Regions from separate parts of the Homo sapiens genome. Here region 1 is linked to region 2. A link is a contact called in ENCODE Hi-C or POLR2A ChIA-PET data. All regions are on one chromosome and are shown on one strand. Each heading gives the region's core, a stretch centred on a gene start or an enhancer-like site at or near the end of the contact. The rest is flanking DNA. Distances are from core to core; before and after follow the strand shown. Region 1 has its middle 67 kb from the start of PGRMC2. Region 2 has its middle 23 kb from the start of PGRMC2.

The links. Hi-C counts contacts between places; a loop is a spot of excess contacts on that map. ChIA-PET counts read pairs that join two places held with the same protein, here RNA polymerase II (POLR2A). Pooled maps may share reads with other maps.
Region 1: a map of heart right ventricle shows a loop between it and region 2 (1.9-fold over the local background). The contact joins two enhancer-like sites. A Hi-C loop is called at or near these places in 8 of 168 maps with a recorded cell type or tissue (Caco-2, MCF 10A, PC-9 and 5 more) and 3 of 50 pooled maps. POLR2A ChIA-PET finds 5 or more read pairs at or near these places in 7 of 52 experiments (A549, AG04449, AG04450 and 4 more).

The regions. Positions count from the first base shown.
Region 1 is chr4:128,353,150-128,355,849 of GRCh38, forward strand. No RefSeq gene overlaps it. Among named protein-coding and RNA genes, the nearest start is that of PGRMC2, 67 kb to the left of the region's middle. Within about 2 kb of position 1,367, at least 9 of the 41 ENCODE cell types and tissues checked have a DNase peak (open chromatin) inside an H3K27ac peak, as active enhancers do; they include heart right ventricle, where a contact is called at or near this core.
Region 2 is chr4:128,309,072-128,311,771 of GRCh38, forward strand. No RefSeq gene overlaps it. Among named protein-coding and RNA genes, the nearest start is that of PGRMC2, 23 kb to the left of the region's middle. Within about 2 kb of position 1,265, at least 10 of the 41 ENCODE cell types and tissues checked have a DNase peak (open chromatin) inside an H3K27ac peak, as active enhancers do; they include heart right ventricle, where a contact is called at or near this core.

The DNA of each region.
Region 1 (2,700 bases), core at 117-2,616, 44 kb after region 2:
ATCTGAAATATCCTGCATATCTACCATGCTCTCCTTATCTCATTCCTGGTCCTCTAAAATGGCTCCAGACATCTGCATCAGACTTTGCATGAGCAAGAAATACTTTTATCATGTTAGTCTGCTGAGATTCCAGCTTATTCTGTAACATAGCATTGCTGACTCTGATCAATGCATAGGGGTATTCTCAATTTTATGGGTGACTACTAACGGTATTTAAGTTAAAAATGGATGAAACTAGGCTGGGTGTGGTGGCTCATGCCTGTAATCCCAGCACTTTGGGAGGCCGAGGTGGGTGGATCACAAGGTCAGGAGTTCAAGACCAGCCTGGCCAATATGGCGAAACCCCGTCTGTACTAAAAAATACAAAAATTAGCCAGGCGTAGTGGTGAGCACCTGTAGTCCAAGCTACTTGGGAGGCTGAGGCAGGAGAATCGCTTGATCTCGGGAGGCGGAGGTTGCAGTGAGCCAAGATCGTGCCATTGCACTCCAGCCTGGGCAACAGAGTGAGACTCTGTCTCAAAAAAAAAAAAAAAAAAGGGTGAAACTAATGATGGAATGATACGCATTGAGGTGACTCTTTAGGGATAAAGGAGAACTCTTCTGGTACAGACTTAAGTTACATCATAAAGATACCCTCCTTGAGCCCTAAGGCTGTTTCTTGACATCAGAACTTATCTTTTATGTGCCTGGTCCTGCTCCCATCATGTTTTCAGTTTTTTTCTTTTTTTTCTTACTTACAGAGTGGGGTGATTAATACCCATGTGATGGAATTATTGTGGAGATTAAAAGAGGTGCCATATGTAAAATGTCTAGACCAGCGCCTAGCACATAGCAGGCGCCAGAGCCATCCTGGGAGAGCATCAGAAATGCGATCCCATAATTAACTTTGTAAACTTCTGATGTGATTCACAGATGGGTGTTATTTACATTAGTGACATCTAGTAGTTTTAAAGTTCTTACTTAAAATTTGAACTCTCTAAATTTCAGTGTCATAGGGCTCTGACTACTCTGCCCAAGTTGCTGCACTGATAAGTGTCCAATAAATGTTAGGTATCTATTGTTGTTTTCCTATTGTTCTTCAAAAGGAGGTGAAAGTAACATTGCCATTGTGGGGATTGTTTGTTCTACAGGCTTGGGCTGGGAAGGCCGGATCTCCATGGCCAGGCTGTTAGCTGGGCAGTGGTGTGCAACTGATTGGACTGGTGCCAGTCTGACTGACTCGTTTTAAAGGTCAGAACAACTAGACTGAACCATGGGCATAATAACTATATGTTCTAATCATGCTTATCCTCAAATTGTTTCTTTCTGTAAACAAAAGCAGGAAGAGCATCACATGGGGGTGGAATGGTGCATTTCGAAAGACCTGAGATCAGACCTCCATAGTTCCCAGCTTTGCTGCTGTGTGACAGTGCAGACTTATTTAACCTCTGTGGCTTCATTTCCTCACCTTTGAAATGAGAGCATTAGACTAGAGGATCTTAAGGGTCCTTTCTCTAACCTACCAGAACCTAAACATAGTTGAAGTTCCACATGACTCAGCCTCTGTGAAAGAATGAATTCAAAGGAATGGTCTGGTATCTAAATGGTAATTAGGATTCTTCAAATATTTTTGCAGTCTCTCAGTAAACTGCCAAAGTGGAGTGTGCATTTTTTTTTTTTGGAACGGAGTATTCTTTTTTAAAAAACAGCTTTATTGAGGCGTCATTTACATACCATACAATTCATCCATTTAAAGTATACAATTCGATGTTAGTGTGGGGTATGCATTCTTACTATAGAAAAAGCATCTTAAAATCTACTTTACTGTTATCTTCATTTTCTTCCATATGGATATCAGGTGATCCCCAAAGCTCTTAATCTCCAACTATTATCTCACAAACCCCAAACTCCCTGGCACCTATTCCACATGATTTTCTGGTCTCTCTCCCTCCTTCCTCTTGCTGCCTCTCTCAGCTCTTTAATATATACACAAACGGGGATTTCTCCACTCTTCTGTTTTCCCTCTATTTGCTCATTATTTAGATTCTGAGCAACAAATGAGAGTCCAAGAGCAACCTGAGCAGGTGAGACATTTTCCCTATTAGACATGAAAAAGAGGCATGGATGTGAAGTCCCACACCTAAATATTCTTTTAAATTTCTATTGCCCTATGGGCACACCGTGACTTACTCTTCCACTTGTTCTTCCTCTGGGCAGTTCCAGTCAGCTTTGCCATTGTGCATAACAGGAAGTGGAGTGCTCTTGCAAGGAAGGCCTAGAGTTTCAGGAGACAAACCATTGAGTTAATTTCTAACAGATTAACACAGATTCCACTTGTCTCGTTCATGCTATAAAACTGCAAGCCTACAGTTGCCTTTGTTTTCACTTCTACCTAAGATGAGCAGGGCTCTGATGCTATCTCTGGGATGGCATGGGTGTGTCTGTGCAAGGGCAGGCCTTCCTTGTCTGCCAGAGCAGGCCCCTGCCTGATAAGGCCACGCCAGGCCTCTCAGCTCCCTAGGGAGTCATCCCATGCATTGTGAAAATTTTACCATGACCCAGTTTGTTCCGTGTGTTGTTTTATTGAATTTCATACTGATGAACGTCAATTATTATTAAGTACCTGCTGTGTTCCAAATATGCCCTAAGCATTTTGTGTAATACAAGGGGGTCCTCAGCATCATGTAGTTTTAAAATGGAGATGTATAATGATAATTGACA
Region 2 (2,700 bases), core at 15-2,514:
CGGGGCAGCAATGCATATTTCCAAGCTCAAGAAAGAAATGACTCCCTCTGGCCTCTCCCCCTTTCTAATTTTCTTCCTGAAATTGTAGACGTCTTATCTTGGTATTTATAGCATATGCCTGATTACAAAAGTAATCTGAAGTGTTGATGAAAAACACAATTTCCTGGGGCCTTTCCAGGCCTATTGAATCAGAATTCTGTGGAATGGCTTGGTTTAAACAGGCACCTTGGGTGATTTTTACAATCCAGGCAGATTTGGAAACAGTTGTTTATTTGAAGGCAATCCATAGCTACCAGCTCACACATGTGCTTAGCACACTTTTGAGGAAAAGTAGCCAGTCGTTCCATCCTCGGGGGATCAATGGTTGTGTAGGCCTTTGTCCTTATTCCATCCTAAATACGGCATGGTCACGGCTATACAAAATGTAGGACGGGGTGGCAGGCCAATGTGGGAAGATAATCTTCTCTGTCAAGGTCATTATACATAATACTGCCACAGCCTTCACTTTGTAATTGGGAATTATATTCCTTATCTAAATTATAATTTGTACATGATGGGTGTGTGTGTGTGTGTGTGTGTGTGTGTGATTTTTTATTATGCTTTTTTTCATGTGATCACTGGGTTTTAAATTCAGTTTACTGAAAAAATGCTCTCTCATCAATCACTGTGGTATTAATTTGAAAGATAAGCAGATTTTATGCAACTCTAGGTCATGGCCAAGATCTGGAGTGATATTCCCTGAAGTAGGCTAGTCCCATAGTTGTGAAATAATGGGGCTTGTTTTGGATGTATGCTTCCTTGCTGGATTCCCCACTCACCCAGATTGATCCAGGCCCTCCTGCTGTCTGCCAGAAGCCCACCCTTTTTACTCACCTCCCTACCCTTCCCAGCAGGGCCCTATTCTCCCAAATCACCCTTCCTTCCCTCATAAGTTCATCTCTTGAGTCAAAAGATAAAATAAGAACAATAAAACATAACCCAACTCTCCTCCTCTAGATTTGATGATCTTAGCTGGTAGAAAGAAAGGGATGGATGAAACAAACTCATGCCGTAGCAGGAATGACTGATGGATCTTACTGCATTAGCAAATGGTCCCAAGGACATTTACATCTTAAGACATGATTGTTAAACTAAAGGAATAAGTCTCAAATACAGTGTATCAGACAGTTTAAAAGGAGAGTGAGGTGAAATGTGGGGCAGAGGGATCTTTAAATCACACAAGGGCCATAGTTCACTGCTCCCCGAGGCCAGCTGTTGCTCTTGGAAATGTGTTGATAATGGCATTTAGCCAAGAAGGCCAGGGAAACATTTGGGTCTGGTTAAAGGGCAAGCCCCGGTCTTTCGCTCTACCCTTCGTCTCTCTCATCTCCAACAGGGCACTGCATGGGTGTGCTCTCTGCACGGTGGGTTGTCATGGGAGCAAAAGGATCATCTGCCAGAGCAGGGGCCACCCCAGCAGAGGGAGCATCTGTCCTGGAGCAGTGCAGGAATGGTGCAAACCCAGAGTCAGGGCCCTTGACTTTTCATTATTGAAGGCTATTGACTTGTGGACTAAGTGGCTGTCAGGTATAGCCCTTTCACGTAGACAGAATCAAGAACCTTTGGCACAGGCTCTTATCACTGTGTGTAAAGGTAAAAAATTGATTAGGCTCAAGTGGAAGAAAACGTGATACTTTATTTTTTCTCAGTTGAAACTTTAGTCTCTGTGTCTTTCTGTGTCAAGAAAATAGTAAAATCCAAATCTAACCAGGCAGGCTTTTCCCCCGCTTGATTAAAGGATTTTTTTTTTTTTTTTTTTTTTTTGAGACAGAGTCTCGCTCTGTCACCCAGGCTGGAGTGCAGTGGCATGATCTCGGCTTACTGCAACCTCTGCCTCCCAGGTTCAAGCGATTCTCCTGCCTCGGCCTCCTTGATTAAAGGATTCTTAATTAAGAAAGGAAAATCTATTATAGAATAAATGCTAAATGAAAATAAAGCAAGCACATTGAACCCTCATTCCTAAGTTAGAAACAAAGCTCAGATATTCATCACAGTGTGTTTAGCCATGTTATGCTGTCGGTGTCCTCGGGTCCCTAGGTATCATGACTGCTTAATGATTTTCAGTGATGGGACAAAACTATAGAGACAAGGCTGGACATAGCTCTCTTCAATTTTATTTTTCATCCCTCCCCCCACCTACTAAATATTTCCCATATTAAATAAAAATCTGAAGTGTTAGTAACATAACTTGATGAGCCTGACTTCCCTCATCTGCAAGGTTTATCAGATGATATCAAAGAAGACTTTGGTCTCAAGATCAATGATTAAATATTCCAAGAGAAGAGATCTATTTTCCTGAGTGCATTTGTATTTCATGTTGCTCTTTGAGTGACTTTCTTGAGTTAGGATATGTGTTTAAATTACTTATTCTTCAAATGAATTGGTGAAGAAGTAAGTATAGATATTTTATTACAAAATAGCTAAAAGTTTATCAGTAATAACTGATACTTCCTGGGTGCCAGGCTCTGTTGTGTGTTTTATATGTACCATATCTAATCGGCACAACAATCTCCTGAGTGGTTGCCATTTTTGTTGCTGTTTTTAGTTCGGAACTGAAGCATAGGGAGTTTGGATGACTTCAGCAGGGTTCTACACTGGCTAGTGGTTTTACTGGGTTCTGGATCTGGGCAAAATTATTCCTCAGTCTTTAAGACTGAAGAG